Linked DNA regions of Homo sapiens: region 2 is linked to region 1. Evidence: chromatin loops called from intact Hi-C (ENCODE). Cell type or tissue: breast epithelium. All regions are shown on one strand. Each heading gives the region's core, and the rest is flanking DNA. Links, peaks and the distances in the headings are about the cores only.

The links. A loop is a pair of places that touch in the nucleus more often than their neighbours do. Peaks named below come from ENCODE experiments on the same cell type or tissue, not always from the same donor. Only the 100,000 strongest peaks of a DNase experiment are listed, where the experiment ranks them.
Region 2: it touches region 1 in a loop (7-fold over the local background); 1 of 110 quality-filtered maps calls a loop at or near these places.

The regions. Positions count from the first base shown.
Region 1 is chr2:234,466,425-234,471,127 of GRCh38, reverse strand. No RefSeq gene overlaps it. Among named protein-coding and RNA genes, the nearest start is that of LINC01891, 14 kb to the right of the region's middle. In breast epithelium, for the core only: no CTCF peak of the experiment used is centred there; a DNase peak (open chromatin) is centred at 2,437.
Region 2 is chr2:234,230,215-234,234,917 of GRCh38, reverse strand. No RefSeq gene overlaps it. Among named protein-coding and RNA genes, the nearest start is that of SPP2, 180 kb to the right of the region's middle. In breast epithelium, for the core only: no CTCF peak of the experiment used is centred there; no DNase peak of the experiment used is centred there.

The sequences.
Region 1 (4,703 bases), core at 518-4,517:
CATTGATGGATTGATGATTTGAGAAATCACACTCTGCAAATGAAGACAGAATCACTTGCGTAACATTGAAGGATGCACTTGTTTTGTACCAAAACTCTAGGGGAAGCAAAGTTGCCCTATAAGTCAGATGCAAAGGTCGCACTGGAGAATATGGCAGAATGGGTGTCTGCAACTACACTGAAGCATAGAATTCTAGAGCTGGGTGTTTCCTTGGGACCTTGAAATTGATCCCTGAGTAGGGTGGCTTCTCCAGAGTTCTGTCCTGGAAATCACCATGACCAGTGGCCTCTGTTACTACACAGTTGGCATCTCTATCCTTTCCCAATTCAGCTACCTACGGTTGCTGAAGTGAAGTTGTGCTGTAGAGTTTAGCACAGCCTTAAGAGAAGGACCCCTCATCACTCTTGATGCTGCTGATATAAAGAGAACAAGGCCGGGTGTGGTGGCTCACGCCTGTAATCCCAGCACTTTGGGAGGCCAAGGTGGGTGGATCACCTGAGATCAGGAGTTCAAGACCAGCCTGACCAACATGGTGAAACCCTGTCCCTGCTAAAAATACAAAAAATTAGCTGGGCATGATGGTGGGCACCTGTAATCCCAGCTACTCAGGAGGCTGAGGCAGGAGAATTGCTTGAACCTGGGAGGCGGAGATGGGGGTGAGCCAAGGTCGTGCCATTGCACTCCAGCCCAGGCAACAAGAGTGAAACTCTGTCAGAAAAAAAAAAAAAAAAAGGGAGAGAGAGAGAGAGAACAAAAATATTATTAGTGTGTGGCTAAGACACAGGCCCCAGATTACCTAGGAGGCCACAGGCAGGCGGTACCTAGCCAAACTCAGACAGACCTTGTTTGGTCACCTAATTCCCTGTGGGTGTCAATGCACTGACACCAGGCTAGTTTCCTCTTGACCCACAAGTCTTGCTCAAGCTCAGACCATCACAGTGTCTCGTCCCTGGCTTCTGAGTCTGTGTAGACTCCATACCAGGTTTCCTCCCCAAAACTATATTCTTGTGAAACCAAAAAAGGAGAGCTGAAAGACAGAATGTGTTCCACTGGATCTACGACTTCATTATTAGTCTTGAAATATCCTGAATTTGTAACCTATTGAGCGCCAACAGAAAAATTCTTTCAGCTAAGTCACTATGGAGTGCTGGCAATAGACTTTCTTTGTGCTATCGTTATTTGATGAGTGAAGGGATGTGTGAATATGTAGACTAAAAAGTCTAAGTTTGATATGTGCTTGTTCAGGGTTTGCCTTCTGCTGTCCCATCCAGAAATAAAAATCTTAAGAACAGAAGTGTTCACAAATGGACGGTCATCAGTTGGGTATTAGAGAATGATGCATGTCTTAGCATGAAGCTAGACTGGATGAGCCCAAGGAACCTTCCAGCTCAAATTCTATACTTCTCGGGAAGAATTCTATGCCTCTGTGCAGTCATGAAGACCCATTCTGCCAGACTCTGCAACGTGACCTTTGCGTCTAACTGACTCATATGACAACCCTGCTTCCCCTTGAGTTTTGGTATAAAATAAGTACCTCCTTCAATGTGACTCAAGTAATGTCTGTTTTCATTTGCAGAGTGTGATTTCTCAAATCATCAAACCATCAATTATGCGTCCTGATTCCAGACTAGAATTTAATCGATACTTACTTATGAGGGCAAGTGTCTGCCCGCAGCTTGCTGAGCCTAGCAAGTAAAATATTTATGACCAGACAAACCTGTTTTAACTATTCTCTGTCATTACTCTGTCAGCAGCTCAAATCTAAAGCTAATTCATTTTGAGTACAACTTGTAGAATCTATGTTTTAATAATTCTGAGGATACTTAGAAGCTAGGAATAAAAAATTTACATCAAAAGATATCTATTCCTTCCCAAATGTTCATTTATAAATCTTTTAGGTGAGTGCCATATTTAATATGAGTTTCTCCTGCCTTTCCTTTGGGCATAGTAATTGTCTCAGGATACTGAGAGGGAACCAAGACAATGCATGATGAGCTGCCTTCCCTGAGAATGAACGTCCTCTCAGGGAGGAGTCAGGGCAGACCTCAGCACAGCCCCTCAGGTGTCCAGGCACCTGCTCACACGCCCTTCAGGGCCCTAAGCACATCTCACAGAGATGCTCTCTGTCTGAGTCTCTCTCCCTCTCTAGCCTGTAAGTCCCTCCAGGATAGTATCTCGTTTATCTCTGTCTCCTTATCTCATGGCTTGGCAAAGCATAGGCACTTACTACATATGGTTGCAATCAAGTAAAGTTTAGAATCATTGAACATTACTAGTAACTATGTCCCCCAAACAAATTCAATGTCAGGCCTCTGGATCTTCCCCATCCCTTTCCTTCCCAAATAGGATGAGTAGTTGCCACGTGCCCCTGGGCCTGCCTGGTCTGTCCTGCAGAGTCCCGGCCTGTTGCTATGTGCCTGTTTTCCCTGGAGCAGCAGGAGCTCTGCGGTTGGCATGCATCCTCCTGGTACGCCCTGTGCCCAGAACATGCACTTATTTTCAGTGTAGGCCACTTAATAGCTGAGTCAGTGGTGGAGCAAAGCTACAGGGAGAAAGTGAGTGGTGGATGGGGTGCAGGGGAGTGGGGAAGGGCGGTGGTGAGAAGAAGCAGAACCCTCTATCATAGGGCAGGATGGGGACCTGAGGGGCCACGGGCAGAGTCAGGGTCCCCTAAACTGTGGGAGCACAGACATCAGGGAATGAGTTCCTCCAGGAGGACACACCAGTATCCCCTTCAGTAAGGCTTAGAGAGGCTTGCGTGGGTGACAGCTGGAAAATCCGGACCTGACTTCAGGCCTGTGGAGCTCTGGGCTGCTTTGGATAGAAATAAACGAGTTGTATAAAAGACGTGTAGCTGCAAATGTGGAAAGGTTGGTGTGAAGGGATGCCCAGTCGGTGTTTCCAAAACGGCCCTGCTTCTGTGTGTCTCCTGGATGCTTGTTAAACATGGTTAAACGTGCACATTATCAGGTTTTACAGTTGGTCTGGATTGGGGCCTGGGGACAGGAAGCATTTTGACTTAGAGAGATTTCCCAGTGAGCCTCATCCTCTGGAATCTCTGGAAGATGGAGCTCTGGTTCAGAAAGTGATGGCTCTGTCACACTCAGTCCCTTTCATGGCTGCGGTGTCCACCACTCCACGTATGAACACCTCAGGCCACGGGAGGTCACCAGCAATAGTGCAGAACGGGAAGGGTGCCCTGAGAAACTCCCACAATACCCAAGGAATTCCACTGTCCCCTGCATGGCACATGCCACTCACTGGCAACCTCAGCCGTTGCTCCTTTTCAGAGAGGCATCCTGGAAGACAGCAGTGGAAGGTCGAGGTCAGCATCCAAAGCCTGGCAGGGCAGGCTGGCCATGATTGTATCCCAAACTGTATTCCCTTGAAGGCGCTGATGGAGAGGCAGCCCTAGTGTTGGGGGACTGAGAACACTGACTGCCCTAACAAGCCTGATTCTGCATTTGTCTCACAGATCCTGTTACCTCCAGCTCACAGGGATAACAGGCAGCCACAGAAGAAAGATCACGAAGTTGAGCCATAGCTGAATCAGCCTCTCTAGTAAAACGTAATCCCATCTAGCAGAAGAATCCCAGCAGATGTGTGTAGCCACATGTATGAGTCAGCTCAGGCTGCTATAACAAAATGCCATAGACTGGGTGACTTAAGAGCAGACCTTTATTGCTCACAGTCCTGGAGGCTGGAAGTCCAGGATCAAGGCACCAGCAGATCGGGTTCCTGGCGAGGGCTCTCTTCCTGGCTTCTGGCTGTGTCCTCACACAGAAGAGAGAGCAGGACAGTTCTGGTCCCTCTTCCTCTTCTTATAAGGATATTAATATCATCATAGGGACCCCACTCTCATGACCTCATCTAAACCCAATCACCTCCCAAAGTCCCCATCTCTATCTAGCATGACACTGGAGATTCATGAGAGCTCTAACATGTGAATGTGGTGTTGGGGCACAAACAGGCAGCCCCTAACACTATGTTGTCCATTTCATCCGTAGCACCAGTGCCTTCTCGGTATGTCCACAAAGCACACCGGAGGACTCAGAGGTCCAGCTTGGAGCTGTGGACTGCCATGTTGGCTGCACACATTGATCCCTGAGGAGCTCCCCTTCCTTCTGGCCTGCAGGGGTCTTTCCAGATTGTTCACCTGATGGTGATGGGGCATTATAATGAGTAAACAGCTCTCCTTACCATCCGGCCAGAACATTCTTGAGAATCCACCAGGATGTAAGGGAAAGCTGTGGTTTGGTCTGAGTTCCCAGGCCCTGTGGAAAGGCACTGTGACCCTACAATAGTAGGCTGCTCAGTTAAAGGTTATGGACTTGATTGAAGTTGAATTGAACTGGGACAAAGACAATGGACCTGCCTGACCAAACACAACACACAGGCGCCCCGGCTGTAGCACAGGGTCAGAAATAAGATGGCACGAAGACAGTCCGTGCCCGTGGGGCCACCCTCCCCCATCAGCGGAGCCTCTCCAACCCATGGTGAAGTTATGAATGTCCACACGTGAGTTGCTGCCCACCAAAGGGTGAGCTAAACGTTGAATGGAGACTCTGCTGTCTGCTTTCTTGTATCTTTTAAAAAGAAAAGATTGATTGGCTGATTGATTTCAGATCATTCCAGGGCTTTGAGCTAGGCAAGAAATGATTAGAATAGCTGGCAAAATAATCTAAGGTTAATTACAAAATGAA
Region 2 (4,703 bases), core at 387-4,386, 240 kb after region 1:
AGAAAAGCCAGCATAATCAAAATCCTTCAGAATCCTCCAAGAGCGAGTACTGTTAATGTTTTAATGAATGTCCTATTCATCTTTGATGGGGATAATTTTCTTTCAAAGATAGGATTACACTGCTGTTGGAAACCTATCTTTTTTTTTTTTTACCATTGAGTATTCAATGAATGTGTTTCATGAAATTATATGTTTTAAATTATTTTTAATGAGATATTTGCTCCATTACATGGGTTATTATAATTTATGTAACTTAACCTTTACCTGTGAAATGTTTTCTGCTTTTTATTTTTTATGATTTTGTCCAACCCAGCTAAATCCTTGTGCACATCCATGCTTACTTACCTAGGATAAATTTCTAGAAGTAAAATTTTCAAGCTTTATATACTTAAAAAATGTTTTACTGTTATTATTATTAGCAAAGTTATCCTCTGAAGGACTGTAACAATGTGTACTCCAGTGTGTGAAATGCGCTTGTTCCCCTGCATCCTTACCAACCCTGAGTATTGTGTTTCAATCTTGCCTCTTTAGACAGGCCAAGTGTTCGCACACATTTTGTTAATGATTCTACTCTTTAGGAACAGTGTTTCAAATTAATAATATAAATTTTATGTTTTACATTCTTTATACACTCATCAAAGAGATGTAGAATAAAACAATGGTACAATTTTATATATAAAAGTAAGAATCAGCCTGGTGCAGTGGCTCCTGCCTGTAATTCCAGCACCCTGGGAGGCTGAGGTGGGAGGATCACTTGAGCCTGGGAGTTCAAGACCAGCCCTGACAACACAATGAGATGCCATCTCTACAAAAAATACAAAAATCAGCCTGACGTAGTGGCGCATGCCTGTGGTCCCAGCTACTTGGAAGGCTGAGGTGGGAGGATCACTTGAGCTCGGGAGGTCAAGGCTGCATGCAGTAAGCCGAGATCATGCCACTGCACTCCAGCCTGAGTGACAGGGCAAGACCCTGTCTCAAAAAAAAAAGAAGAAGAAAAAGGGAGGGGGTAGAATTAATAGTTCACATTGATTTGCTGACCTTGATATCATCTTTGAATGGCAATGACAGTGAAGTCATGATCATATTTACCTGGTTCCTTCTGAAAATGATGAAGAAAGGGAGACACTCCCTTAGTCACAATTCTGTAAGTAAAACTATAACTCTTTAAGAAACGAAGTAGTAGGAAATGGGCAGTGCGATTTGCCTAAACATAGCTAACACTGATTTACATTTGTTTCTAAAAGTTCAAAAATAGGGATGATGAGTTCCTGATGTGCAAAACTTCACTCTCTGACTCAGGTACTTCTATGGAAAGAATACAAAGGGATAAATAAACCCTGGTAAATAACATAATAACACCTAATATCAATATTTAAACACTTAAGGTATTGGAAAAACACACAAAATGCTGCTATTATCTTTTTTAAGAGAATGTGAAATTTGAAATGTTGTACAGCGTTTTTTTCCCAGCAAGCTAAGAAAAAATTCTTTAAATTAGAAAAAAGTCTCCAGATCATTCAGTCGCTCAACAACCTTTTATTCAGGACTTCCTATATGCCAGGCTCTCTAAATAGCTTCTGCCTTTAAAGAGCACACAGTCCCATGGAAATAAATAAGTGTTCCACCCAAATAAGTGTGTTCCTTGATGGGACAGGCCAAGTGGAATAAACTGGGAAGAAATCAGGAAGTGCAGTTACCAAACTCAAGTGGCCAGAACCACATAGCAGAAGTCTGGGTACCGAATGCCTGCACGTACAAGGTGGAGAATGCGTCTCAAAGGTATGAGAGCATGCATGTACACTCTGGTCCTGGATCTTGCAAATGTTTAAGAAACCACTGGCCAACACAGACAATGGCTGGGGTCAGCTGAGTTCTGCTTCCCATGGTTGGGTGGGAAGCATAGCTCAGCGGACCCTAGTCATTTTCTATGGTGGCTGTAAGCTACAAGTTGGGTCTGGGCCTGCTCCACATGTTTCTCATCCTCCTTGACCAAGAAGCTAGTTAAAGTATGTTCCCTTCATGGAACAAGGGGCACGTAAAATCATGAGACCTCGTAAGACCTAAGCTTGGACCTAGGCTGTAACTCTCACTTCACCCACTGTATTTCCTGGGAGAAGGTAAGCAGGTGTTGTTTGCCTCATCCCGAACCATTTAAATTGAGCGTCTCTGGCTGGGCACGGTGGCTCACCCCTGTAATCCCAGCACTTTGGAAGGACAAGTCAGGCAGACCACAAGGTCAGGAGTTCGAGACCAGCCTAGCCAACATGGTGAAACCCTGTCTCTACTAAAGATACAAAAAAGTAGCTGGGCAAGGTGGCGCACACCTGTAATCCCAGCTACTCTGGAGGCTGAGGCAGGAGAATCGCTCGAACCTGGGAGGCAGAAGTTGCAGTGAGCCGAGATCACGCCATTGCACTCCAGCTTGGGTGACAGGGCAAGACTACCAGCTCAAAAAAAATTAGAAAATAAATAAATTGAGCATCTCCTACCTGTGATAAGATCCTCAGCAAATCAAAGCTGCCAGGGAAAATAATCCTGCCTCAGGTAATTGCAACTCTCAGTTCATTCTTACCCTGTCAGTGGTTCCGTGTTCATCTCTTTAGTTTATAATTTGTGTTGTAACTCTGCACCCAAACTTCTGCTATATGGTTCTGACCACTTGAGTTTGATCAGTGCACTTCCTGATCTCTTCCCAGTTTATTGTATTTGGCTTCGTGCTCAACTCTGACCTGCACGTATCTCAGATGCTAGAATATTATGCAGTCCATCCACAAAATACCTGTTCCCTCCCTGTCCCTGACCTCCAGACAAGGAAGGGACCTCATTATGAAAAGTGGGGATGATATGGGTTCAAGCAATTCTCCCTGCCTCAGCTTCCTAAATAGCTGGGACTACAGGTGCCCACCACCACGCCTGGCTAATTTTTATATTTTTTAGTAGAGACAGGGTTTTGCCATGTTGGCCAGGCTGGCCTTGAATTCCTGACCTCAGGTGATCTGCCTACCTCGGCCTCCCAAAGTGCTGGGATTACAGGCATGAGCCACTGCGCCTGGCCGGGATGATACTTTATAATCCTTGAACAAAATTGAACTGGTTTCTTGGATTAAAAGATTAAAAAGAAAAAGAGAACTCAATTCCAGTGAGCAGTAGATCCAAGGACTTTAGGTATATGCCCAGTCTGTGATGTCTTACATTAGGCAACATTAATAGAAGAAAGTAGTACGTCAGTTCCTACAGCTGACTAACAAGATGGGCAGCTGTGTGTGCTGAGATGCATGCTGAAGAGAGGTGGAAATGCAAATCAGCATTACCCTTAACAAAGCTGCATAAGAGTAGCAGAGGCTCCAGAATTCTTTTCCATGATCCTTCAGGTTCTTGGCTAAATTAAGCTTCCTGTTGCTAACCTGAAGAAGTGCCTGTGCAGAGGTGGTGTGCTGGGTGATGCCATCCTCCACAGGCCCTGATGCCAGCCTGCTCCACCTCCAAACATTGCTTCTCCTCATCTCTCTCAGATTTCATGTCTTCGCTGATCCTGAGAATAGATCTCCCTTTTTAAAGTGGAAACTGATATTGTAAGATATACTCATCATTACATTCAAATACACCAAGAGCCATTTCTGACCCTCCACAGGCAGCAAGAAGGCTTTAGGATATTTTCATGTAACTATTCATCAAAACAGAAAAAAAGAAAACTTCAGTAAGTTTGCATGCTTATCTATAATTGATCCAGCTCCACATTCTCATTAGAATAAAATTATTCTCTTTTTCATTTGGCTAAGCTGTCTTCTTACATATCCACTGCTTTTCCATTGTGAAGGGGTGGGGAAGACTTGATTGCTTGCTTCAATGTAAGGTATGTAATTTTCCGAAAAGCCTACTTACACAGATGCACTTTCAATCAGGGCTTCAGAACTCGGGAAAAAATGTTTGATTAATATTCCATCAAGGGTTTCAACACATGGTTCTGTGTTGAAAGGATTTTAGATAAATCCATTGAGGAGAATGTAACTCTGGGTATGAAGATTATAGTATCTGACCCTCCTGTGCAAATGCAGCTGCTTTAATATTAAAACAACTGATCCTCTGGGGTCCATAGCTGTAGAGCCTTGAAGGAAGGAACCTGGTGTCATTCAGTGAGATCTCATTGCCCGGGACACAGTGACAACACAATCAGCGTTTAAATAAAGTCATTTGGTGCCTAATGAAATCCATAGAAACTGTGGACCAAAAAAAAACTACTTTTTGAAAGATTCTCTGAAGGCCATATTTGTGTGGGTGCTGCCCATTGCTACGTACAATTCCTAAATTTTTAAATAGACCCATTTGTCCAGCAAAGATATTGAGCACTCACTCCTATTCATATTTGTTGAGCACTCACTCCTGTTTGTCTGCTGGACAAATAGCTGTTATCTGGCAAGTGGCTCTTAGCCCAAGCTCATTTCTCTTCTCCCTGAGGACACCGACAGACCTCCTTTCCCAGCCTCCCTTGCAGGGTGCATGGCCAGGTGCCTGGGTTCCAGCCAACGGAATGTGAAGACAAGGGTGTTTCTTCCTAACATCTTCCTCAGTGCACTCCTGCATGCTCCTTCTCCATTTCCATTGGCCGGAATGGAACCAGCCATGGTAGCTTTGGAAACCATGTGTTGAGGATGATAGAAACTTCTTCATCCTGGGCCCTTGAAGGATTGCCTAACCTGAACCTG